Linked DNA regions of Homo sapiens: region 2 is linked to region 1. A link is a loop called in an ENCODE intact Hi-C map of the cell type or tissue named here. Cell type or tissue: endothelial cell of umbilical vein. All regions are shown on one strand. Each heading gives the region's core, and the rest is flanking DNA. Links, peaks and the distances in the headings are about the cores only.

Region 1 (10,544 bases), core at 1-2,500:
CCAGTGGCATCTTGCTCCACACACCCCAACTGGGTCCCTTCTCTCTCCTCCCCAGGGAACTGTCTGGGACCTTTGCTCATCTGTGTCAGCAAGTTGACGTCACCCGGGAGAACCTGGAGCAGGAAATTGCCGCCATGAACAAGAAAATTGAGGTTCTTGACTCACTTCAGAGCAAAGCAAAGCTGCTCAGGTGAGGCTGGCCCGTGTGGCCAAAGGTTAGGGCTCCAGGGTGCAGCCCAGGCACACTGGGGCTCAGCTGCTGGGCTTGCGTCTTGGGTGTGGACACAAATTTTTCTGGTGGGGATTTAGCTCATTCGTGTTAGATGTGTACCATGGGCTGGGCACGGTGGCTGACGCCTATAATCCCAGCACTTTGGGAGGCTGAGGCAGGTAGATCACCTGAGGTCAGGAGTTTGAGACTAGCCTGACCAACATGGTGAAACCCCGTCTCTACTAAAAATACAAAGATTAGCTGGTCGTGGTGGTGTGTGCTTGTAATCCCAGCCACTCGACAGGCTGAGGCAGGAGAATGGCTTGAACCCAGAAGGCGGAGGTTGCAGTGAGCCGAGATTATGCCATTGCACTCCAGCCTGGGCGACAAGAGCAAAACTCTGTCTCAAAAAGAAAAAAAAAATGGATGTGTACCACGTACCTCATGGATGCCAGATGGTGCTGGAGGCTCAACAAGACACAGCGTCGCTGCCTTCAAGGCACTTGCAGTTGAAGGCATGATGGCATCACAGTACTGCGAGACTGCAGTTCACAGCGCCCTGTGCTGAACCGCAGGGCCTACAGCGCTTAACATGTGCTATTTCACTCAGTCTTCCCTATTTCTCCATTTTCTACATAGAAATGTTGGGGAACTTGTCTGGCATCTCAAAAAATGGCCAGGCTAGGAGGGGAGCCCAGGTGTACTTGGCTCCAGCAGCCCCCGCACTCTGATTCTCCTTACCTGCCACTCTTTGGACCCATGAAGAGGGCATAGCCCCCCATTTACCCACAGAGAAGCTGGTTACTTGGCTGGGGACTGGCAGAGCTGGGATTGGAACTCAGATCTCCATGGGGTCTCTGTGGAGCTTTCATTAATAATTTGCTGGAAAGAACATCAGTCTGAGGAGTCTGGAGTCCTGGGTTCTCTCCAGCCACTCATGTTTGGCCCAAGCTCTTAACTCTCCTGTGTCTCATTATTTTCATCTGTAAAATGGGAGTAAGATTTCATGACACAGCTGCATGACTGAATGTAAAAGTGCCCTGCAAAAGTCCTCGGCCTGCCCAGCTCATGATAACATCAGCACACGGGGACCCTGCAGAAGTCCTCGGCCTGCCTAGCCCATGATAGCATCAGCACACGGGGACCCTGCACTTCCTGCCCTCGCCCCTGACGTCAGAGTCTGCAGGGTGGCAGAGCCAGAGGGGAGATGGATCAGAGGGTGTCAGCTCCAACCCTCACCGGATCACTGGGCTTTCCCTGCCCTCGACTGCGGATGTGCCCCCCCCGCACCCCCACCTGGGGACAGCTGCTTCCTAGGGACACACTGCTTGCCCTCTGGGGACTCTCAGAAAGGGGGAATGGGGGGAACTGCTGCTTGTCAGCCACAGTGACACAGCTGAACCTGGAAAGGGTCTCCTGTCAGCACCTCAACCCCTTGCTTGGCAAGCAGGGAAACTGAGTTCCCGACAGCTCAGGGACTTGCACATGGTCCTGGGTGAAGGAAACACAGGGCTTGAGAATCAGAAAAGCCTAACTTGTAGCTCCCTGGCTTATTAGCCGTGTGGCCTTGGGAAGTTATTTAACCCCTCTGGGCCTCCTTTTCCCCATCTGTGAGACAGGGATAAACACGATTGTTGGAGGATGATGTAAGGGTGTGTGTCAAGCGTCCTTAGGATGGTGCCTGGCGGGTAGTCCTAATACTGCCTATCATCAGCTATCATGGTTACAAAAGAACCATTTCTTTGCAGGAATAAAGCCGGTTGGTTGGACAGTGAGCTCAACATGTTCACACACCAGTACCTGCAGCCCAGCAGATAGTGGGCACCTGAGGCGGAGTCTGCGTGGAGAGGGGCGGTGCTGCCAGCCCTAAGTGCCATGTGGGCTCCCCCAGGGGCACGTGTGGCTCCTGCCCCCTGGCCACTGCCAAGAGAATGAAGCACCCAGTCTCGTACCATTTTGAGCCCTCCAGCACTACTTATTTTCCCCCACCTTTGCCTGCTGTTGCTGGAAGAGCTGGCTCATACCCCCAAAGGACACTTTCAGCGACAGCTATGGACAGCATGGTACCAAGGAGTTAAGTTGAGGCTTTTTCCAGCTTTCTCTGGTTCATTTGATTGCTTGATAAGGCCTCAGGATCTCAGCATTGCACAATGCCTCATGGAAGCCTTTGAGGGTATCACACAGACACCCCCACCTTCCTCCAGCCTGTGCGCACCTGCCCTCCTTGCAGCCCAGCACACCTGCAGGTGTAAGGGACGATTGGAGTTTCTTCCCAGAGAGTCTGTCCCAGAAGGACTGTGGCTTGTGTGTGTCCATCTCGCCTGTTGGCTCAGTGCTTCATCCCATTTGCAGAGCCTCAGACACGTCTTGGTGGTGAGGCTCAGTTACCCCTGGGCTTAGGCTGAGGCGGGCCCTGTGCTGGGGGTGGTAGAAAGGATGCTGCTGAGGCAGCTGGAGGAGTGGGAGTAGCTCAGAGGGGAGGGCTGTTGGATGTATGGGGAGCTGGCAGAGCAGGTGGCAGTCACTGGGACAAGGAGGGACTTGCCTCTCTTCTCATTATTGTGTCCTTTGCTTTAGTGTCAGTCCTGGACTTGTGCAGGCCTGTTTTGTGTAGATCTGTTTTGGAAGATGGCATGGTCTAGGTGGTTGAAGGATGTAGTAGAAGGATGGATGGTGGAAGGTGGGGACGTTGGTGGCTGGCTGAGGTGCATGGGCCCCACACAGGACAGCTGGAGAATGGGCCGTCCACTTGGCCTCGTTCTGCGAGGGGCTCATGGGTCTGAGAGCCCCCACCCACTAGGCTTGATTGCATCCCTGTTGTGCCCTTTAAGAGACATGTTTCCACCCCACCCCCAACCTTGTCCCAAGTGCCCTGGACTAAATTTCCTGTGCCAGTGACTGCAGTTGGCCAAGGGACAATGTGGAAAACCCAGTGTCCATCTTTCCACCCTCCCTGATCTCCAGAACCTTCGACTGACCCCCTTGTCTTTATGCTGATGTTGAGTTTTGGGATTGTTACTGGTTGAAGTGGGGGCAGATGCCTGTCACCAAGGTGTTGACTGTGTGAGAAAAGCAGTTTGGGTGACAAATCCTGTGTGGCACAAGTTGGATCGCTTCCTAGAAATAAGCAACACCTCTCCCAAAAAGCAGCCCACAAGGCAGGGGCCCAGCAGCCCAGCCATCACTCATCTTTGAGGAAATGAGTTGGTAGCCTCTGTGCACTGTTTGGTGGCCACATCACAGGTGATGTCCTGTTCACATACCTGCTTGTATTTAAAGCCCTCAGTCTGTCCTGTTGTGTGGGGCGAAGTGATGGACTCTGCCAGGTGGACATGCTGTGGGTGGATGTTCCCGGCGTGTGCCGGGCCTGAATGGACAGGGGCCACTTCACAGCATGTCAGGGAAAATCACTGTCACACAATTCCAATGGATTTTGTGCTCTTTTTGAAAAAAAAAAATTCTTTAGCGTAAACATGAATTTTTTTTCAATGTAGCCCCTGGGGAATGAATGAAATTTTGAGCTTCTTCAATACGTAAAATTAAATTTATACCACTGAGGGAGAGACCCTTTCTGAAAGAAGTATGGCCAAAAGCACTTTAATGCTGCTGACATTGTTGTTTTTATGTTCATTTGCTGGAGCGCAAGACGTGCTGACACAGTGAGTTTTCTCTGATGTATTTAAGGTGATGTATTTGCTTGAGTTACTCCTGTATCATTGCTCATAATATTGGAAACTAAAATAAAACCTAGTTGGAAATCCTTTGTGAGATCTGTCTTTTTGGGTTCTTGTACAAACTCCTCTTTGACATGGCCAGCTGTATTCTGAAGTGACCATAACTTTGGGGAAGTTCCCACTATAATCTGGCTCCTTATTCTTGGAAGGAATTTGATACTCTCAAAAGAACAGATGGTTTAACTGATCTTTAAGGATCAGGAAATCGAGACTGATTTCTTTACAGATTTCTCTGTAACTCCAGACCATTTTTCACTTAAAAAGTAAATGACTCACTGTTCCATCCTGCTTTGCCTTCTGAGAATTTGGTTGCCACTATTCTTTTTTTTTTTTTTCTTTTTTGAGATGGAGTCACGCTCTGTCGCCCAGGCTGGAGTGCAGTGGCACGATCTCGGCTCGCTGCAAGCTCCGCCTCCCGGGTTCAAGCAGTTCTCTGCCTCAGCCTCCCAAGCAGCTGGGATTACAGGCGCCGACCACCAGGCCTGGCTAATTTTGGTATTTTAGTAGAGACAGGGTTTCATCATCTTGGCCATACTGGTCTCAAACTCCTGACCTTGTGACCCACCTGCCTCGGTCTCCCAAAGTGCTGGCATTACAGGTGTGAGCCACCGCTTTTTTTTCTTTTTTTTTTTAAGGGTCCTCAGGAGTAGATACAGGGGTAGTCAGTCAGTTTCCCCGCCCCTACAGCTGTCCTCTTGGCTCTGGTGCTGCCCAGTGTCCGCCCTGCTCGCCCACAGAGGCCACAGCTCAGCTGATAGCAACCTCATCCTTCCAGATTCCCAGGCTACACACTTGGGGCATCACCCTCGAGTCCACGGTCACACGTGCTGCACCAAATCTGTCACCTGCTGTCTTCCAAGTCTGTTGACCCTGCCCAGTTTCCTCACCTCCATCATAACCATCAGCCCGGATCTAGGTTCCTGTTCCTGCCTTGTCCCCGCCTATCCTCGCCATCTTGTGGCTGTTTCAAGGCAGCAGCCAAAGACTTTCTCAGGTAACAAAAAAAAAATGAATCATTACCTTTTTTTTTTTTGCAATCCACAAAACAAGTAGTTTCTGTCATTAACAAGATGTTATGTACAACCCACTAAATTGTTCACGACAGCATCATCCCGGGTGATGAGCCATAGTTTGAAAAAGGGCCTTCTTGCCTTATGCAAATGCTGCTTAGTTATTCCCAGTCAAGGCCAGCCTCATTCCTGTGCTTTCTCTGACTACCTCATCTGTCCACTGGCGAATCTGAGAGGCTGGAAGTTTTAGCCCTCTGGTAACAATGTCCCTATTTAATCACAAAAAGTAGGTAGTCAGGAATGTTCCACTGTGTCCCAAGCACTGGGGTGACAGCCCAGGCAGCTCTCTCGGAGAGCATCTGGCTTCATAATGTGGCCTCAGAAGCAGGGCCCTCCTCGCAGATGTCAGCTAAGTTGTTCACCGTGTCCTCAAGTGGATGGTTTCCTGTGTCTAAGTGGGACTCTTAGGCTTGAGATAAGAACAGCGAACTTTGAGAGTTTAGTATGTCAGACATTTCATACGCATGAGCCCTAATCTCAAAATCCAATGGTCTATTTTCCCTAATTTCCTCAAATGAGGAAGTTCATTAATTCAGCAAAATATTTGTGCACTTACTATGTGCTAAGCATGGTTCTAAGCACTGGAGATATAGCAGTGACTAAGGTGGATAAAAATCTGCCCCTGGGGCCAGACGCGATGGCTCACGCCTGTAATCCCAACACTTTTGGGAGGTGGGCGGATCACGAGGTCAGGAGTTCAAGACCAGCCTGGCCAACATGGTGAAACCCCATCTCTACTAGAAATACAAAAATTAGCCAGGCTTGGTGGCGTGCACCTGTAATCCCAGATACTAGGGTGGCTGAGGCAGGAGAATTGCTTAAACCTGGGAGGTGGGGGTTGCAATGAGCCGAGATCACGCCATTGCGCTCCAGCCTGGCAACAGAGGGAGGCTCCCTCTCAAAACAACAACAACAACAACAAAAATCTCACTCACTGATTAGTAACCTTTTTCAGTTACAAAGAAAAACAACATACTCGCTAAACTCCCTAACATCAGGAGCCATCAGGCAAATTATCTCAAGTCTTGATTTACAAACCAAACCCTTATGCCTCTGATTACACAGGGGACCGGTCTGACAAACTTTTTTTTTTTTTTTGAGGTAGGTTTTTGTTGGCTGGAGTGCAGTGGCGCAATCACGGCTCACTGCAGACTTGACCTCCCAGACTCAAGTGATCCTCTCACCTTAGCCTCCCGAATAGCTGGGATTAAAAGTGTGCGCCACCATGCCCGGATAATTTTTTGTTTTTTTGTAGAGACGAGGGATCTCACTATGTTACTCAGGCTGGTTTCGAACTCCTGATCTCAAATGATCCTCACACCTTGGCCTCCCAAAGTGCTGGGATTATAGGTGTGAGCCACCATGTCTGGACACAAATATTCTTTTTCTTTTTTTAATTTAATTTTTCAAATAGAGAATGTATGTTGGCTGGGCACAGTGCCTCATGCCTGTAATCCCAGCACTTTGGGAGGCTGAGGTGAGAGGATCGCTTGAATTCATGAGTTTGAGACCAGCCTGGGCAATCTGGCAAAACCCTGTCTCTACAAAAAATACAAAAATTAGCCCAGCATGGTGGTGTGCACTGGTAGTCCCAGCTATTCCGGGGGCTGAGGTAGGAGAATCACTTGAACCCAGGAGGTGGAGGCTGCAGTGAGCCGAGATTGCATCACTGCACTCCAACCTAGGCAACAGAATGAGACCCCGTCTCAAAAAAAAAAAAAAAAAATAGATGGGATCTTACTGTGTTGCCCAGGCTGGCCTCTAATTCCCAAGCTCAAGTGATCCTCCTGCCCCAGCCTCCCAGAGTGCCGGAACTACAGGCATGAGCCATCACACCCAGCCAATAAACATTCTTTTCTGATAAGCAACTGCAGAACTTAAGCCAGTTTCAGCCAGCTTACAGAAGCTGTGAACAACCTGTTTAGCCAATGCACATGAGCTCACCTCCTCTCATAAATATGTATACAGCTTTTCCCTCAAACCTGCTAAATATGTATGAATATGGGCCCTGTGAGGCATAAAACCCAACCTGTCCTTTCTCTCTTGGAAGAGAGCACCTTCAGTGCATGCTGCAAACCATCTCTTCCTGGTTTGCAAACAAGTATCAACAATAAAGTGCTCCTTTCTACTATTTAGCCACCCTGGTGATCTTCTAGACAACATTATGCGTATTTCTGCTAGGAACATTAGTGTTCAAATCTCTGTGTAGGCAGATGTTTTCATTTTTTGTAGGTAGATATCTCAGGCTGGACTTGCTGGGCCATATGGTAAATTTATGTTTAACTTCTACAGATTTTGTGAAGTGGTTATACTGTCTTATATCCCCACCAGTAGTGAATGTGGGTTCATATATATATATAGTTTTTTTTTTTTTTTTTTTTGAGACAGTCTTACTCTGTCACCCAGGCTGGAGTGCCGTGGCACAATCGCGGCTCACTGCAACCTCCGCCTCCCAGGTTCAAGCCATTCTCCTGCCTCAGCCTCTCGAGTAGCTGGGATTACAGGTGCCCACCACCACACCCGGCTAATTTTTTTCTATTTTTAATAGAGACGGGGTTTCACCATGTTAGCCAGGCTGGTTTCAAATTCCTGACCTCAACTGATCCGCCCGCCTTGGCCTCCCAAAGTGCTGGGATTACAGGCCTGAGACGTCGTGCCCGGCCTCATTTCATTTTTTAGAGCATCACAAACTACCTCTCCAGCTCATCTTGCTAGAGTTACTGCATAATCCATGCATTCCTGCCAAGGATCAGCCATCTTCTTGAGTCGGAGGGCTTCCTGCTAGCTCGGTGCCTGGTGTTATCACCCTCGGCTCTTCTGGAGGTAGAGGGGCTACCTATCTTCTTTTCATTCTTTTTTTTTTTTTTTTTTAATTTGAGACAGAGTTTCACTCTTGTTGCCCAGGCTGGAGTGCAATGGTGCGATTTTGGCTCACCACGACCTCCGCCTCCCGGGTTCAAGCGATTCTCCTGCCTCAGCCTCCCGAGCAGCTGGGATTACAGGTATGCGCCACCATGCCCGGCTAATTTTGTATTTTTAGTAGAGACGGGGTTTCTCCATGTTGGTCAGGCTGGTCTGGAACTCCCGACCTCAGGTGATCCGCCTGCCTGGACCTCCCAAAGTGCTGGGATTACAGACGTAAGCCACCGCGCCCAGCCAATTTTTGTATTTTTAGTAGAGACGGGGTTTCGCCATGTTGCCCAAGCTGATCTTGAACTCCTGACCTCAGGTGATCCACCCGCCTCGGCCTCCCAAAGTGCTGGGATTACAGGCGTGGGCCACTGCGCCCGGCCCCAGTTTTTCTAAGTTATATAGTTTAGGTTTCACAACTAGATCTATGATCCATTCTAGGTTAATTTTTGCATATGGGTTTCTTTTTTTTTTTTTTAGGATGAGTGTGTGGATATCCAATTATACCTACAACATTTGTTGAAGACACCATCTCTTCTTGTTTTCCCAAGTTTCCACACACATTATTGATAAAATAAATTTTTTTGGGGGGGGTGCTGGGTGTCGCTGGGCTGTAACTCCTTACCTCAAGCCATCTGCCCACCTCGGCATCCCAAAGCGCTGGGATTACAGGCGTGAGCCACCGCCCCGGGCCGAAGGCATTATCCTTTCTCCACTGAATTGCACTTTCATTTTTGTCAAAAATTAATTGCTCACATATCGGAACTCTATTCTGTTGCATTGATCCATTTGTCTACCTGGACGCCAATACCACACTTTCTTTCTTTTTTAAATTAATTTATTTATTGAGACAGGGTCTCTCAGTCAGGGTGGAGTGCAGTGGTGCAATCAAAGCTCACCACAGCCTCAGCCTCTTGGACTCAGGTGATCCTCCCATCTCAGCCTCCCGAGTAGCTGGACTACAGGTACGTGCCTGGCTCATTTTTTGTAGAGACGGGGTTTTGCCATGTTGCCCAGGCTGGGTATCTTTTTTTTTTTTTTCTTTTTTGAGATGGAGTCTTGCGTCTTGCTCTGTCATCCAGGCTGGAGTGCAGTGGCGCGATCTCGGTTCACTGCAATCTCTGCCTCCCTAGTAGCTGGGTTCAAGCGATTCTCCTGCCTCAGCCTCCCTAGTAGCTGGGATTACAGGCGCCGGCCACCTCGCCCGGCTAATTTTTGTATTTTTAGGTTTACTGGCGTGAGCAACCGCGGCCGGCCCCAATACTACACTTTCTTGTTTACTGTGTAGTCCTTATCTTCTGGCGCAAAGCGGGCACTCGCTAAAAACCTGAATGAAAGTATAAAGCAGGCCGGGCGCAGTGGCTCATGCCTGTAATCCCAGCATTTTGGGAGGCCGGGGCGGGCGGATCACGAGGTCAGGAGTTCGAGACCAGCCTGGCCAACATAGTGAAACCCTGTCTCTACTAAAAATACAAAAAAAAAAAAAAAAAAAAAAAAAAAAAAAAAAAAAGCCGGGCATGGTGGCGCTCGCCTGTAGTCCCAGCTACTCGGGAGGCTGAGGCAGGAGAATCAATCGCTTGAACTCGGGAGGCAGAGATTGTGGTGAGCCGAGATCGCGCCACTGCACTCCAGCCTGGGCAACAGAGTGAGACTCCGTCTCCAAAAAAAAAAAAAAAAAGAAAAGTATGAAACGATGAGTACAATGAGTAGCCAGCCGCCTGCCCCACCTACCCCGCCGCTCCGGACTGCCGCCTGCGCCGAGCCTAGGCCGCCCAGCCTGACTGAAACTGCCGCTGCTGAACTCAGCGTATCCAGTCCCGCAGCTGACCAATCGGAGCTCGCCCTTCCGGGGCCCGCCCCATTCCAGGAATCGACCTCCGCACCGGCCTCGAAAATTGACCAATCGGTTGTGTAGCTCCGCTCTTAGTCCCGCCCCCACGCTGAAACTGACACTTCGGATCGCCGAGTAACGCTCACCAGACGTCCCGGCCCTGCCCCTCACCTGACCAATCAAGACGGCCGGCCGAGGCCCCTGGAACGGCTCAGGCGGCTGCGGCTGCTACGGCGGCGCATGCTAGGGGATTCTGCCGGGTGAGTGCTGGGCGGCAGGACTGGGGTGGGGCGGAAGGGCTCGGCAGGAGGCCCCACGTGCATTCCCGCGAGGGGCTCGGGGGCCGCAGTGGAAAAGAAGGGTAGGCTGCATCTGCCTCTGCGGGGGTCCCGCCTCGGCGTCCGCCCGCTCGCCCTCTGTTACTTCTGCGGCCCCGGTGTTTCTGGAGCGTCGCTTTCCCGGTGTCTCCGCTCAGCTTTTCCCTTTCCAAAGCGCGGCCGGGGCCAGGGGAGGGCAAGGCCTGCTGTGCCCTTTGACCCCGTGCGAAAACGGCGACCCTCTGACTATAGGGGTGTGGCCCAGAGCCACTTGGCCAGTTAGGGGTGGGGGCCGGGATCTTTGTCCTGCGGATCAAACAGTTGGCCCCTCTGGACTGCATCTCCGTGCCCCCCGGCCCTGCGGGGTAATATACGTGTGTGGGGGAGGTTCCGGGGTAGTCGGCTACTCTGTGCTCCAGACCTTGCACCCGATCCTGAGGATCCTTGGAGGTGGGGGGCAAGGGCTGGGAG
Region 2 (16,114 bases), core at 13,154-15,653, 98 kb before region 1:
CTTCTCCTTAGAGTGCCTCTGGCTGCCTCCCTGCTCTCACCTCGGGGTTTTCCTTTTTGCGCCATCCCCGGAGGGCAAGACTCTGTCCAAGCTGAGACAAACGTGGGGGGCGGTGGGGAGACTAGGTCTTCTCCTGCCCCTACCCCAGATCGCAGAGCCCATCTTGGCTGCCGGGACCCGAGGGCGCTCCAGGTTGGCTCCGCGGGTCGCATCACCTGCCAAGTGCTCGGGAGCCGCAGCACGGGCACCAGGGGGGTCCAGGATGGAGGGGCCACGGAGGTCTCCAAGGGAACTGCCCGGGCTGAGATTGGCCAGGGAGGGGGCCAGGAACTAGTGGAGCTACGGAGCCGCCAGTGGATCTGAGGACCCACCTGGATCCGAGGTCGGCCCCTGTCCCCGGTGCTGAAATGCGGGCGCCCGCGGGGTTCACGGCCAGGACTCAGCCCTGGAGTCCCTGAGACCGCTAGCCCCGTAGCAATCCCCTATGTAGGATTTGTTTCAAGGGCTCAGACCGGCACAGAGCCCCCCAGCTCTTCCTTGCCTCAGATTCTGTCCTTGGGTGATCAAATCCTGCTTTCTGTCTCCTAAAATTGTCTCTAGCGCTTTCTCTGGGACCACTCTAGTGCCTCTGAGCAGGCATCACAGGCTGGCCCATCGGATCATTATTTGTACTTTGGTCTTATGCTTTATCCCCTCCAAACCAACGGGCTCCCACTCTCAGCTGGGCTGCAGAATTTCCCATCCCCCTGCCTCTAACATTCCTAGGGGACTCTGTTCCTTTCCTCCCTCCTATCCCTTGCTTTCAAGTTAGTTAAAGCTAGACAATGAGGTCGGTGCAATGCGTCTGCATCTGGCAGGGGCAGCCACCTTCCTTGGAAATGGGGAGAGATGGTGCAAGAGAGAAGAGAGCCGGGAGAATAGGGGTGGGGCCCCAGGGCTGAGGCATGCCCTCCTGAGCTACTGCAAACTGCAGCCCCCAAGGGCCCAGGTGACATCATGTAATGGGCCTTAGCAAGACCCCCTTCCACTTCTGGGCCCTTATCTTCCCCTCTCAGCTCCTGACCCCTCCCCAGTCAGATGCCCTTGTTTGTAAGCTCTGCATCTCTCCCCTTCCCTCTCTCTCTTTCCCTCTCTTTTCAATATCATTGTTCTTTTATTCTTCTGATTATAAAAATTACTGTTGGCCAGGCCCTGTGGCTCACGCCTGTAATTCCAGCACTTTGGGAGGCTGAGGTGGGTGGATCACGGGGTCAGGAGATCAAGACCATCCTGGCTAACACGGTGAAACCCTGTCTCTACTAAAAATACAAAAAAATGAGCCGGGCATGGTGGCTGGTGCCTGTAATCCTAGCTACTCAGGAGACTGAGGCAGGAGAATCGCTTGAACCTGGGAGGTGGAGGTTGCAGTGAGCCGAGATAGTGCCACTGCACTCTAGCCTGGACAACAGAGCAAGACTCTGTCTCAAAAAAAAAAAAATTTCACCGGGCGTGGTGGCGAATGCCTGTAATCCCAGCTACTCAGGAGGCTGAGGCAGGAGAATCACTTGAACCCAGGAGGTGGAGGTTGAGCTGAGATTGTACTACTGTACTCCATCCTGAGCGACAGAATGAGACTCTGTCTCAAAAAAAAAAAAAAGTGTGTTTCTTTGCACACATTTTTGTACATTTCTGTTTCCTTAGGATGTATTCCCACATGTGAAATTATTGGCTTGACATATATTAACTGTTAAAATACTTTTGTTAGGCTGGGCGCGGTGGCTCACACCTGTAATCCTAGTACTTTGGGAGGCTGAGGTGGGTGGATCACTTGGGGCCAGGAGTTCAAGACCAGTCTGAGCAACATGGTGAAACCCTGTCTCTACTAAAAATACAAAAATTAGCCAGGCATGGTGGCACACACCTGCAGTCTCAGCTACTCAGGAGACGGAGGCACGAGAACTGCTTGAACCTTGGAGGCAGAAGCTGCAGTGAGCCAAGATCGCACCACTGCACTCCCACCTGGGCAACAGAGAGAAACTGTGTCTCAAAAAACACTTTTTTTAGGGCTCTTGATACATATCATCAAGTGACATTTTAGTAAGATTGGGCCAGTTCCTATTTCTACCTGTGGCATCTGCGTTCCTGTTTCACTGTAACATGGCTGCCTCTGAATTTTATATTTTAAAAGTATTTGCTAATGTAATAGATGGGACGTGACATACAGAGTTGCTTGTATTTGGAGTCCTCTGATTACTAGTAAGACCAAACAGGTTTTCACATATTTATTAGACATGTACATTTCTTCTGGAAAATTTTTCTCTCTACTATCAATGATTTTCTATTGCAGTTTAGTATTGATCCCATTAATTTTTCTTTTTTTTTTTTTCTTAGATACAGGGTTTCACCACATTGCCCAGGTTGGTCTTGAACTCCTGGGCTGAAGCCATCTGCCCTCTTCAGACTCCCAAAGGTCTGGGATTACAAGCGTGAGCCACCGCACCCAGCTTTATCTCATTAATTTGTAAGGCTTTTTGATATAGTACAATTGTTAACCCTTTGGTGTATTGCAAGTATGATTCTGGTGGGAGGCTCACCTTTTTGCTTGATTATTTTTGACACACAGAATTTCAAAATGTCAAATATATTTACGGTAACTTTTTAAAGGCTCGGCATGGTGGCTCACACCTGTAATCCCAGCACTTCAGGAGGCCGAGGCTAGCGGATGGCTTGAGCCCAGGGGTTCAAGACCAGCCTGGGCAACATGGAAAAACCCCGTCTCTGCAAAAAATACAAAAAATTAGCCAGTATGGTGGCATGAGTGCCTCTAGTCCCAGCTACTCAGGAGGCTGTGGTGGGAGAATCACCTGAGCCAGCGAAGTTGAGGCTCCAGTGAGCTATGATCACACCACTGCACTCCAGCCTGGGTGACAGAGCGAACTCCATCTCAAAAAAAAAAAAGAGGCTGGGCACAGTGACTCACGCCTATAGCTGTGCTGGAAGGCCGAGGCGGGAGGATCACCTGAGGTCAGGAATTCGACACCAGCCTGGCCAACATGGTGAAACCCCATCTCTACTAAAAACACAAAAATGAGCCGGGCGTGGTGGCTACTCAAGAGGCTGAGGCAGGAGAATCTCTTGAACTCAGGAGATGCAGGTTGCAGTGAGCCGAGATCACACCACTGCACTCCAACCTGGGTGACAGAGTGAGACTCTGCCAAAAAAAAAAAAAAAAAAAGAATGGCCAGGTGCAGTGCTTCACACCTGTAATCTCAGCACTTTGGGAGGCCGAGGTGGGTGGATCACGAGGTCAGGAGTTTGAGACCAGCCTGACCAACATGGTGAAACCCCGTCTCTACTAAAAATTCAAAAATTAGCCGGGCGTGGTGGCGGGTGCCTGTAATCCCAGCTACTTGGGAGGCTGAGGCAGGAGAATCACTTGAACCCGAGAGGTGGAGGTTGCAGTGAGCCGAGATCACACCACTGTACTCCAGCCTGGGTGACAGAGCGAGACTCCGTCTCAAAAAAAAAAAAAAAAAGAAAGAAAGAAAGAAAAAAGAAAAGAAAAGAAAAAGAAAAATGCTATAATCCTGCTAAAAACTCCCCTGTCTCTGTCTACTTTAGAACGCTGACCATTCCTTTGGAGTTGGTGTTTCCGAATTGTCCATCCTCACACTTTGTGCTTGAATAAACACTCTTTAAATTAGATTCTAACCCTTTTGATGATTTTAGGTTGACATTTTGGTGACCCACAGATGGGACCCAAGGCAAGCCTCCCACAATCCATGCTGCTTTGCCAACATTCTGAGCTTTGGTACCCGCAGGAACAGCTTTCACTCGTCTGACCTCATCAGAGCTAGCGGGGCTTCCTGGCATTTTCTCTTGGGTTTCAAATCTCCCTGGCTTTGGCTGAGATTCAGACTTTATTCAAGTACCCTGATTCCGCAATTCCATGCTCTATGGAGCTGGATTTGAAGCTCTACTTTTAAAAGTAGAAGTTTCAGGCCAGGCATGGTGGCTCATGCCTGTAAACCGAGCACTTTGGGAGGCTGAGGCGGGCAGATCACTTGCGGTCAGGAGTTTGAGACCAGCCTGGCCAACATGGTGAAACCCTGTCTCTACTAAAAATACAAAAATTCCCCAGGCATGATGGCACACATCTGTAATCCCAGCTACTCAGGAGGCTGAGGCAGGAGAATTGCTTGAACCCAGCGGGTTGAAGGTTGCAGTAAGCCAAGATCTTGCCAATGCACTACAGCCTGGGGAACAGAGCGAGACTCCGTCTCAAAAGAAAAAAAAAAAAGTGTGTGCCAGGCGTGGTGGCTCATGCCTGTAATCCCAGCACTCTGGGAGGCCCAGGCAGGTGGATCACCTGAGGTCAGGATCTCGAGACCAGTCTGGCCAACATGGTGAAACCCCGCCTCTACTAAAAATACAAAAATTAGCCACGTGTGGTGGCGGGCACCTATAATCCCAGCTACTCAGGAGGCTGAGGCAGGAGAAATGTTTGAATCCAGGAGGCGGAGGTTGCGGTGAGCCAAGATCACACCACTATACTCCTGCCTGGGTGACAGAGTAAGACCCTGTCTCAAAAAAAGAAAAAAAAAAAAGGAAGAAGAAATAAACTATATGTGTGTGGTTATTGTTACAAAACACACACACACACACACACACACACACAGAAAATTTAAACTAGAAACTATTGAAAATGTGTTGGGTGCAGTGGCTCACACCTGAAATCCCAGCACTTTGGGAGTTGGGAGGATCACTTAAGCCCAGGAGTTAGAGACCAGCCTGGGCAACATAGTGAGACCCCATCTCTATTACAAATAACAAAATGTAAACAAATTTTCTTTAAATAAAGAAACTATTGAAAATGGGGATGAGTGGAAACTGGGCGAAGGGGCTAGGGACAGGAGTGGGACTTCTCTGAATATATGTTTTTACATAGTTTTGATCTTTGAGTCTTGCATTTTTCATTTTCAAAAAGGAAAAATCTTAGCCGGGTGTGGTGCTGCATGCCTGTAGTCCCAGCTACTTAGGGGGCTGAGGTGGAAGGATTGCTTGAGCCTGGGAGGTTGAGGCTGCCGTGAGCTGAGATTGTGCCACTGCACTCCAGCCTTGGTGACGGAACAAGACTCTGTCTCAAAAAAAAGAAAAAGGAAAAATCAAATTATAAAGAAAAATGTATTATGACTTAAATGGGCCTTATCTCAGGAATGCAAATAATTAACATCCAAAAATCTAGCAATGGCCCAGGAGCAGTGGTTCACACCTGTAATCCCAGCACTTTGGAAGGCCAAGGTGGGTGGGTCACCTGAGGTCAGGAGTTTGCAACCAGCCTGGCCAACAGGACAAAACCCCATTTCTACTAAAAATAGAAAAACTAGCCAGGCATGGTGGTGCACACCTGTAATCCCAGCTACTCAGGAGGCTGAGGCACACGAAACGCTTGAACCTGGAGGCGGAGGTTACGGTGAGCTGAGATCGTGCCACTGCACTCCAGCCTGGGCAACAGAGTGAGACTCTGTCTCAAAAAAAAAAAAAAAAATCTAGCAATGTAATTCACCATATTGCTGAATTCAAAGGAGAAAATTTATACAACTATCTCAATAGATTCTGAAGAGCATTTGATAAAAAAACTCAGCACAGAGAAACCTGATGATAGAAGGAAATTTCCCTAACATAATTAATACAGGCTGTATGTTAAAATCTTACACCAGGCCAGACGCGGTGACTCATGCCTGTAGTCCCAGCACTTTGGGAGGCTGAAGCAGGCAGATCATGATGTCAGGAGATCGAGACCATCGTGGCCAACATGGTGAAACCTTGTCTCTACTAAAAACACAAAAATTAGCTGAGCATGGTGGCGTGTGCCTGTAATCCCAACTACTTGGGAGGCTGAGACAAGAGAATCACTTGAACCAGGGAGTTGGAGGTTGCAGTGAGCTGAGACCACGTCACTGCACTCCAGCCTGGCAACAGAGCGAGACTCCGCCAAAAAAAAAAAAACAAAAAAAAAAACTCACACCAAATATCACACATAACAACGCATTTTCCCTGATCAGGGGAAATGGGCCAGGCATGGTGGTTCACACCTGTAATCCCAACACTTTGGGCGGCTGAGACAGGAGGATCACTTGAGGCCAAAAGTTTGAGACCAGCCTGAGCAACATAGCAAGATTACAGCTCACAAAAAATAAAAATAAACAAATTAAGCCTGGCCAATATAATGAGACCTAGTTTCTACAAAAAATAAAAAAAAAAATTAAAAATTAAAAATTAACTGGGCAACAGAGCAAGACCTCATCTCTAAAAATTAAAAATAAATTCAAAACATTCACAATGTTGTAATACCATCACTGCCATCCATTTCCAAAATTTTTCATCACCCGAAACAGAAACTCTATACGTTACCCAATAACTCCTATTATCCCCTCTTCTAGATATTTTACCTAAGTACAGTCACACAATCTATGCCTTTTTGTGGCTGGCTTCTTTCATGTAGCATGCATCCTCAAATTTCATCTACAATGTAGTGTGTACCAGAATTTCTCTCCTTTTTATGGCTGAATAGTATTCCATTGTATGGGTAAACCACATTTTGTTTATCCACTCATCAGCGGATAGACACTGGGATTGTTGTCATCTTTGGGCTGTTATGAACAACGCTGCTATTAATGCTCATGTAGAGTCATCTGTTTGAGTCCCTGTTTGGAAATCTTTTTTTTTTTTTTTTTGAGACGGAGTCTTGCTCTGTCCCCCAGGCTGGAGTGCAGTGGCACGATCTTGGCTCATTGCAACCTCTGCCTCCTGGGTTCAAGCGATTCTCTTGCCTCAGCCTCCCAAGTAACTGGGACTATAGGGGCCTACCATGCCCAGCTAATTTTTGTGTTTTTAGTAGAGACGGGGTTTCACCATGTTGGCCAGGCTGGTCTCGAACTCCTGATCTCAGGGGATCCGCCCGCCTTGGCCTCCCAAAGTGCTGGGATTACAGGCCTGAGCCACTGCGCCCGGCCCCAAGTTTCTTTTTACTAAAGAGATTTCCATCAGATTTTTTTCTAAAATAGAAATACAAAGTAAAAGTGCTTTGCTTTGTTGTGGCTGATGGTGATGAGGTTTAGGAAGTCTTTCTTCCTTCCCCACTTCCTCCTTCACTCCTCTCTCTCTCTCTCTCTCAGGTTAGGAGGTAAGGAAGCCTACTCATCCGTCTAGAAGATGAGCCAGTAGGGGGGGTGTCCTAGTTCAGGTGCTATGACAAAATACCTTAAACTGGATAATTTATAAACAGCAGAAAGTTATTTATTGCTCACAGTTCTGGAGGCTGGGAAGTCCAACATCAAGGCATCAGCAAATTTGCTGTCTAGTGAAGGCCTGTTCCTCATAGACGGCGCCTTCCCTGTGTCCCCACTTGATGGGAGGGTGAAAGGGACAAACTCGCTCCCTCAAACCCTTTTATAAGGACACTGATCCCATCCATGACCCAATCACCTTCCAGAGGCCCCACTTATCAATACCATCACCTTGGAGATTACATTTCAGCCTGTGGATGTGTGAGTGGCCACGACATTCAGACCACAGCGGGAGGGACACGGAGGGTGCTGCTGGGGGATTGCATGGGAGGGGAGCCATCTTTGTGGAGTTGGGGTTCAAAGCCCAGGAGGAGGGCCGTTCATGGGAGGAGGCAGAAGATGAGCCAGATGCGGTTGCAGGCGGGCTGGGAAGATGAGGGCGTCTGGCCTCTCAAGGAAGCCCCTGGGATGTCGTGGGCTGACACGGTGAGTTGCAGAGGGGGAAGCTGAAGGGAGAGAAGGATTAAAAGGGGTGTTTGTGTGTTTGTTTGTTTTTTGAGACGGAGTTTTGCTCTTTCACCCAGGCTTGAGTGCAATGGTGCGATCTCGGCTCACTGCAACCTCCGCCTCCTGGGTTCAAGTGGTTCTCGTGCCTCAGCCTCCCAAGTAGCTGGGATTACAGGCACGCGTCGACACACCAAGATAATTTTTGTATTTTTAGTAGAGACGGGGTTTCCCCATGTTGGCCAGGCTGGTCTCGAACTCCTGACCTCAGGTGATCCGCCTGCCTCCACCTCCCAAAGTGCTGGGATTACAGGCGTGAGCCACCGCACTCGGCCTAAAAAGGACATCTTGAGGTGGGAAATGGAGCCAATCAGAGAAACAGGTGAAGTGGAGGCCTGTATGGGAGGTTCCCCTGCTGTGGAATTTTTCCAGCAGTTCAGCTGCTACAGGGCAGAGGCTGGAAAGATGGCCCTGGGATCTTCCCAGGTGAGAAGACGGAAGGAAAGAGGGGCCAGCAAAGGAGGGGCTGCAGGGGAGTGAGAGAACAGGGGTAGTGGGGGGGCCCAGGCTCCATGGACCACGATCACTGCGGGGAGGCACCTGCACCGCTTCTCCTTCCCATCTGCAACCAGGAGCCAGCTACCGCCCCCTCCCCATCTCCTGCCCCTCCTCACCTACTGTTTCCTTCCTCTCTCCCAAAGTGTTGGGATTACAGGCGTGAGCCACCGCGCCCGGCCAGGAAACCTCCTCTCTGCCCTCGGTTTCTGTGAGGCTCCCAGTCCAGGTTTTCCTCCTGCCTCCCTCAATTTCTCTAATCTCTTTCATAGGCTCCTGCACTGTCCCCTCCTTTTATGCCACCATCCCCCAGGGACCTTCCTTGGCCTTTTCTCTCCTCATTTCACAGCCTTTCCCAGGCCTTCCCCTGCTCAGCCAGTAATCTGTCTCCCAAACTCCTCACTCTCCATATTTCAGGCACAACAGTTGCCAACAGAGGTTCTCAATGTGGCCTCCATCAGAATCACACGGAGGATGAGTTCAGACTCAGGGGGCTGGGCCCAATCCCCAGGCCTGCAGTAGGTCTGGAGTGGCTAGAAGTGTAAGAATTTTTTTTTGGAGACACGCTCTCGTTATGTTGCCCAGGCTGGTCTTGAACCCCTAGTTCAGGCGATCAGCCTGCCTCAGCCACCCAAAGTGCTGGGATTACAAGGGTGAGCCACGGAGTCCAGCCAAGATAATTTTTTTTTTACTTTTTTTTTTAAGTTCAAAAAAATTCTTTACTTATTAGGCTAATTGTGCAATTAAAAAAAAAAAAAAATTGCAAAAACCGCAATTACTTTTGCACCGATCTAATAGCTCGCCCACTGTAAGTAAAGCAGGTAAAGTCAGCCTTTTTCTTCTGGGACCAGACTCTGCTCTGCCCCGCGGTGGTGGCCTCAGGCGCAGCGCTAAAACGCATGAACCATTTAAGGTATTTCCTGAAACTGGAGCGTGATTGGTGAGACTTTATTTGCATACCCACAATGCATTGCGCACTAAATAATGTTCGTCTTTAAAATTATTTCCCCTTTTTCCTTCAACATATCTTTCTCGGAACCGAGATTGCTGTCCCAGAATTGTCTGAAGAAAAAGGCTGAAGTCAATAGCTCTTTTGGGCCGAAGGAAAGTTACCATTACCCGTTTAGGAGTAGCCGTTACCTGAGAACTGTAGTGTCGACGACTGATGTTATACTCTGGTTTCTCTTCAAATCGTATAAATCTTTCGCCTTTTACTAAAGATTTCCGTGGAGAGAAACGAGTGTGAGTCTGAAACCAATTTTTTGAGGCCTTGCGTTTCTTAGCAGGGCTTATTTTAAGTGTTTTAAAAACAGATGCGATTCCGTTAAATCGCGTGTGGAGCTATGTAAAGTGTATTATAGAACAAATGCGAGTTACGGTTTTTCAGCTTTTCGCTTTGTTAAGGTATGTGATATCAATTGTATTGCATTTCTGAGCAGTTATAATATTAAGATGTTGGGGTGGCTTACTGCTTTTGACCAAGAAGTAGGGTTTGTTGGTTGATTACACCAGTGGTTTTTAACCCCAGCCACTGAGTGATGGAGGGTTACCGACTCACAAGCGAGCATTAACGCCTGAGGTCCGCCTGCTGTCAGGGCAGCAAGGCATCAGATTCTCCTAGGAGCGGGAACCCTATTGTGAACTGCGTATACGAGGTATCTAGGTGCGTGCTCCTTTTAAGAATCTAATGGCTGATGACGAGGGGCACAGTTTCAACCTGGAACTGTCCACACCCCCTACCCACCTTCCCCCGCCCTTGGAAAAACTGCCTTCCATGAACTGGGTCCCTTGTGCCAGAAAGGTTGGGGACCGCTGGACTATCCGATCAAATGAAGCAGGGACTCGGGGCGAGCTCCCCCGCTGCTCCCGCCGGCTTCTCCGTGTAGAATCGAAGAAGGCAGTCCCAAGGGCTCTTCTGCCCCGTATCCCCGCCTGAGGAGCGTGCCAGGCGCGCAGCTAGTCCTCCCCCGACCCAACCGGTTTGATGAAACGCAAGAGAAAGTGAATTTTCCAGCCACTCCCATTGGCCAGAATTCGTCTCAGCCGCAAGGGAGGCTGGGAAGTGCAGTCATGCCTTCAGGTAGCCGTGAGCCCTGCTAGCGATAGGAGATTCTAGAGAGAGGTTGAGTACTGGGGAGGAAAAACTAGCAGGGTCTGTCCCAGTAAAGGAGGGAGGAAATCCATCGCAAAAAATCCTGACCCCCAGGCCGGGCGCGGTGGCTCACGCCTGTAATCCCAGCACTTTGGGAGGCCGAGGCGGGCGGATCACCTGCGGATCACCTGAGGTCAGGAGTTCGAGACTGGCCTGGCCAACATGGAGAAACCCCGTCTCTACTAAAAATACAAAAATTAGCCGGGCAGGAGGGCGCATGCCTGTAATCACAGCCACTCGGGAGGCTGAGGCAGGAGAATCGCTTGAACCTGGAAGGCGGAGGTTGCAGTGAACCGAGATCGCGCCACTGCACTCGATCCTGAGCGACAGAGCGAGACTCTGTCTCAAAAAAAAAAAAAAAAAAAAAAAAAAATCTACCCCGGGCTCAGGCCCTGAAGCAGCCGCCCACAGCCCAGCCCCGCCGTGCCCCGCCGTGCCCCGCCGTGCCCCGCCGTGCCCCGCCATGCGACTCAAAGCCCCATTCAAGCTACGTAGGAGGGTAAATTGTCCTTTTCCCCCAAGGCCAGCTGCTCCTCCAGAAGCCAGCTCTGGTCCTTCAGACTCAAATACTAGGGAACAATGTTTTCTCTGAGTTTTGAGTGTGTTTCTTGTTTCAGAGTAAATACGAACCGTCGTAATGGCTAAGGGCATCTACTTTTAAAACGCTCAAATAAGCCTTGCTAAAAAATGCAAGACCTCTAAAAAATTGGTTTAAAACTCAGAATTATTCCTCTCCACGGAAATCTTTAGTAAAAGGCGAAAGATTTATGCGATATGAAGAGAAACTAGAGTAAGAACTTCGATGAGTGGCACTCAGTTCTCAGGTAATGGCTACTCCCAACAGGCTAATGGTAAATTTCTTTCTGCCCAAAAGAGCTATTGACTTCTGCCTTTTTCTTCAGACAATTCTGGAACAGCAATCTCAGTTTCAGGAAAGATAGATTGAAGGAAAAAGGGGACTAGTAATTTTAAAGACGAAAATTATTTGGTGCACAATGCATTGTGGGTATGCAAATAAAGTCTCAGCAATCAAGCTCCAATTTTGACAAACTGGTGAAGCCTTAGGGACTCCTCAAAAAAAGGTTTTCTGTTGCTTTTGTTTTGTCTTAAATTTCTGATTTTTAATGTTTGTGGGTACATAGCATGTGTATGTATGGGTTACATGACAAGAGAAAGGTTTTGTTTGTTTGAGATGGAGTCTTGCTCTTGTCACCCAGGCTGGAGTGCTGTGGTGCGATCTCAGCTCACTGCAACCTCCGCCTCCTGGGTTCAAGCGATTCTCCTGCCTCAGCTTCCCGAGTAGCTGGGATTACAGGTGTGAGCCACCATGCCCGGCTAATTTTTGTATTTTTAGTAGAGATGGGGTTTCACCATGTTGGCCAGGCTGGTCTCGAACTCCTGACCTAAGGTGATCCGCCTGCCTCGGCCTCCCAAAGTGCTGGGATTACAGGCGTGAGCTACTGCGCCCGGCCCCTGCGAATGCTGTGTAGTTGTCTCTTCCCAAGGTTTTATTCTGAGAGGAGCCCCAGCCTTTCTCACGAGCTCACTTGCCCAGTGTTGCCGTCTCCCAGGACAGCCACAGAGCAGTCACACTGGTCCCTGGCCCGGGTTTTCAGAGCTCTCCTCCACGTGTGTGTTAGGGTTCTCTAGAGGGACAGGACCAATAGGATCTACGTATATATGAGAGGGACTTTATTAAGGAGAATTGACTCACACGATCACAAGGTCAAGTCCCATGATAAGCCGCCTGCAAGTTGAGGATCAAGGAAGCCAGCAGTGGCTCAGTCCAGGTCCCAAAACCTCAAAAGTAGGCAAGCTGACAGTGCAGCCTTCAATCTGTGGCTGAAGGCCTGAGAGCCCCCAGCAAACCACTGGTGTAAGTCCAAGAGTCCAAAAGCTGAAGAACTTGGAGTCTGATGTTCAAGGGCAGGAAGCCTCCAGCACGGGAGAAAGATGAAGCCCGGAGGACCCGGCAAGTCGGCTTTTTCCACCTTCTTCTGCCTGCTTTTTCTAGCTGTGCTGGCAGCCGACTGGATGGTGCCCCCGACACTGTGAGTGGGTCTTCCTGTCCCAGTCCACTGACTCAAGTGTTAATCTATTCTGGCCACGCCCAGAAACATCCAGATACACCCAGAAACAATACTTTGCATCCTTTGATGCAATCAAGTTGACACTGTTTTTTTGGTTTTTTTTTTTTTTTTTTTTTTTGAGATGAAGTTTCTCTCTGTCACCCAGGCTGGAGTGCAATGGCACGATCTCGGGTCACTGCAACCTCTGTCTCCTAGGTTCAAGCGATTCTCTTGCCTCAGCCTCCCAAGTAGCTGGGATTACAGGCACCCGCCACCACACTCGGCTAATGTTTTGTATTTTTAGCAGAGATGGGGTTTCACCATGTTGGCCAGGCTGGTCTCGAACTCCTGACGCTTACCATTAACCATCACAAGCTGTTAGCAGAGGTAATGATTAACACACCATTGGCTGGGGGTACATCCTGCAAGGGTGCCACCACCCAACTCCATGAGTGACCTTTGACCTTTAGCAAGTCACTGTTTTTCACCGGGTCTCAATTTGCACTTTGTAAAACATGGTGATAAAACCGTTCTTTGGTTTTCAGGGAAGCTGTAGATTGGCTAAAATTATGACAGTAATAAGGAGAGAAGAAGGGATACGTCCATGGGAGGAATGATGATCTCTAATGTCACTGTTGCCGTGAATTAGGGCCAGAGCCCACCCTTTGTCCCTAGAGGTCAGTGATGCCAATGAAGAAATCCAATTCTTGGGTGGGTGCAGTGGCTCACACCTGTAATCCAACACTTTGGGAGGCCGAGGCGGAAGGATCGCTTGAGCCCAGGAGTTTGAGGCCAGCCCGGGCAACATGGCGAGGCCCCATCTCTACAGAACATTTTTAAAAAATTAGCCGGGTGTGGTAGCATGCACTTGTGGTCCCAGCTACTCAGGAGGCTGAGGTGGGAGGATCACTTGAGCCCAAGAGCTCGAGGCTGCAGTGAGCCATGATTGTACCACTGCACTGCAGCCTGGGAGACCCTGTTTCAAAATAAAGGCTCCCTGGCTTCCCTACACCCACCCACCTCTGTGCATTCATTCGTTCACTCAGGCTCTCCACTGCTTAGCTTGGCTGACTCCCATCATCTTTCGGTTTCCAGATTGGAGGTTTCACCTTCCTCCAGGAAGACCTCCCTGACTTTCAAGGGGAGGTTAGATGTCCCTGCCCCATAGTCCCGCAGCCCTGACTGCAGTATCATCATCCACTTTCTCGTCTATAGGGTCCAGCCCTACGGGGTTTGGCGGGTGTTCTCCCCATGTGCGGAGACAGACATAGTAAGAAATAAAGACACAAGACAAAGAGATAAATAGAAAACAGCTGGGCCTGGGGGACCACTACCACCAAAACACGAAGACCGGTAGTGGCCCCGAATGGCTGGGCGCGCTGATATTTATTGTATACAAGACAAGGGGGGCAGGCAGGGTAAGGAAGGTGGGTCGTCCAAGTGATTGATAAGGTCAAGCAAGTCACGTGATCATAGGACAGGGGTCCCTTTCCTTTTAGGTAGCTGAAGCAGAGAGGGAAGGCAGCATACGTCAGCGTTTTCTTCTGTGCACTTATCAGAAATTCGATCAAAGACTTTAAGATTTTCACTATTTCTTCTACCGCTATCTTCTAAGAACTTCAAAGAGGAACCAGGAGTACGGGAAGAGCATGAAAGTGGACAAGGAGCGTGACCATGGAAGCACAGCACCACAGGGAGGGGTTTAGGCCTCCGGATGACTGCGGGCAGGCCTGGATAATATCCAGCCTCCCACAAGAAGCTGGTGGAGCAGAGTGTTCCCTGACTCCTCCAAGGAAACGGAGACTCCCTTTCACGGTTTGCTAAGTAACGGGTGCCTTCCCAGGCACTGGCATTACCACTTGACCAAGGAGCCCTCAAGCGGCCCTGATGCAGGTGTGACAGAGGGCTCACCTCTTGCCTTCTTGGTCACTTCTCACAATGTCCCTTCAGCCCCTGTCCCTATACCCGCCGGTTATTCCTTGGTTATACAACAAAGAGTAATATTAAAAGTTAATGATTAATAATGTTTATACTAATGATTTATAATGTCCATGATCATCTCTATATCTAATTTGTATTATAACTATTCTCATTCTAACTATTTTGTTTATTATACTGAAACAGTTTGTGCCTTCAGTCTCTTGCCTCGGCACCTGGGTAATCCTCCGTCCACACTCGTCTGTCTCTCCTGCAGGCTGCATTCGCTGAGGTGTGTCTGTGTTGTTCCCCTTTGAGTTCCAGTCAAAAAAGATTCCTAGAGAGAATTCGCTCTCACGCCAGGGCTAAGCTCCTCCCACCAGGTTCATGAGCCTGGAAGTAAGTGCCGTCCACCAATGTCCTGCCTGCTCTTCAGAGGCTCCTCAAGCCTTCCCTGCCCAGAGAGATTCCGGGATGAAAAGGAAAAACGTCCCTGCCTGGCAGAAATTGATGCTGCTTCTGGAAACGTAGGGCGGGTGGTTGTTTCCAAAATGTGTCTGCCATCACTTGAGCTAGTAGTGGGAGCATCTAGTTTTGGAGCTGGACAGGCTTGGGAACGCATCCCTGACTCCACAAATTATGTGACTTTGGCTTAATGACTTATCATCTGGGAGCCTCACTTTCCTCATCTGTAAAACAGGACTGACACTCACCTTGCAGGAATACTGGAGGTCTGTACTGCGCTGCCAACATCTATTCGCCCTCATCCGTGACAAGAGTACCCACAATTTCCTCTGGGAAGCTGCTCCTCTCTGATTAGTGTCTGTTCAGTGGTTGGAGGTTGACCCTACCCCAGCTCTGAGACGGCCTGGCCAGCCTATCCTAATTAGCATATCCCTTTCACCCTGGCCACAGTGATTGACTTAGGGCTGGGCTGTGCAGAGGTGAGCCTCAGCTTTTTGGGTAGGAACACCAGGACTTGGATTCCAGTGGGTTTAATGCTAGGAGGGCATCAAGCTTGTGATAACTGTGGCCATTTTTGTTACCATAAGGGTAGCCAGTCTGAGGATGGAAGCCAATCTACAGGAAACAGAGCTAAGAGATACTAATGCATCCCTAAATCACTTGAGTCCTGGATCAAACCGTTCCTGAAGCTCCTACTAAGCTACACTGTTATGTGAACCAATACTCTTCCTTTTGTTTAACCAGTTTTTGGTTTTGTGGGTTTTTTTGTTTGTTTTTGTTTTGTTTTGATATAGGATCTTACTCTGTCACATAGGCTGGAGTACAGTGGTATGATCTTGGCTCACTGCAACCTCCACCTCCTGGGCTCAAGCGATCCTCCCACCTTAGCCTCCCAAGTAACTGGAATCACAGGTGCACGCCACCACCATGCTCAGCTAACTTTTAAAATTTTCTGTAGAGACAAGGTCTCACTATATCACTCAGGCTGGTCTCGAAGTCTTGGGCTCAAGAGATCCTCCTGTCTCAGCCTCCCAAAGTGCTGGGATTACAGGTGTGAGCCACTGTGCTCAGTCAGAATCTGGTTACTCCTGCACCAGAAATACCCTAAGATTTATTTGGCCAGGCACGGTGGCTCACGCCTATAATCCCAGCAGTTTAGGAGGCTGAGGTGGGCGGATCGATTG

Evidence for each region. Peaks named below come from ENCODE experiments on the same cell type or tissue, not always from the same donor. Only the 100,000 strongest peaks of a DNase experiment are listed, where the experiment ranks them.
Region 2: it touches region 1 in a loop (7-fold over the local background); 21 of 110 quality-filtered maps call a loop at or near these places.

The regions. Positions count from the first base shown.
Region 1 is chr1:12,009,537-12,020,080 of GRCh38, forward strand. MFN2 (mitofusin 2) reads left to right here. Exons shown (of 19, transcript NM_014874.4): 18 at 56-190; 19 at 1,960-3,972. The coding sequence ends at 2,029. It overlaps MIIP (migration and invasion inhibitory protein), which reads left to right and starts at 9,962. Exons shown (of 10, transcript NM_021933.4): 1 at 9,962-10,016. RefSeq lists enhancers at 9,622-9,671, 9,749-10,544, 9,792-9,871. In endothelial cell of umbilical vein, for the core only: no CTCF peak of the experiment used is centred there; no DNase peak of the experiment used is centred there.
Region 2 is chr1:11,898,655-11,914,768 of GRCh38, forward strand. LOC124903843 (a long non-coding RNA gene) reads left to right here and starts at 12,839. Exons shown (of 2, transcript XR_007065464.1): 1 at 12,839-12,935; 2 at 14,164-14,572. It overlaps RNU5E-1 (RNA, U5E small nuclear 1), which reads left to right and starts at 9,498; the gene lies at 9,498-9,618. It also overlaps the pseudogene RNU5E-4P. RefSeq lists enhancers at 184-735, 9,284-9,393, 9,626-10,189 and silencers at 9,564-9,613, 9,638-9,932, 10,754-10,803. In endothelial cell of umbilical vein, for the core only: no CTCF peak of the experiment used is centred there; no DNase peak of the experiment used is centred there.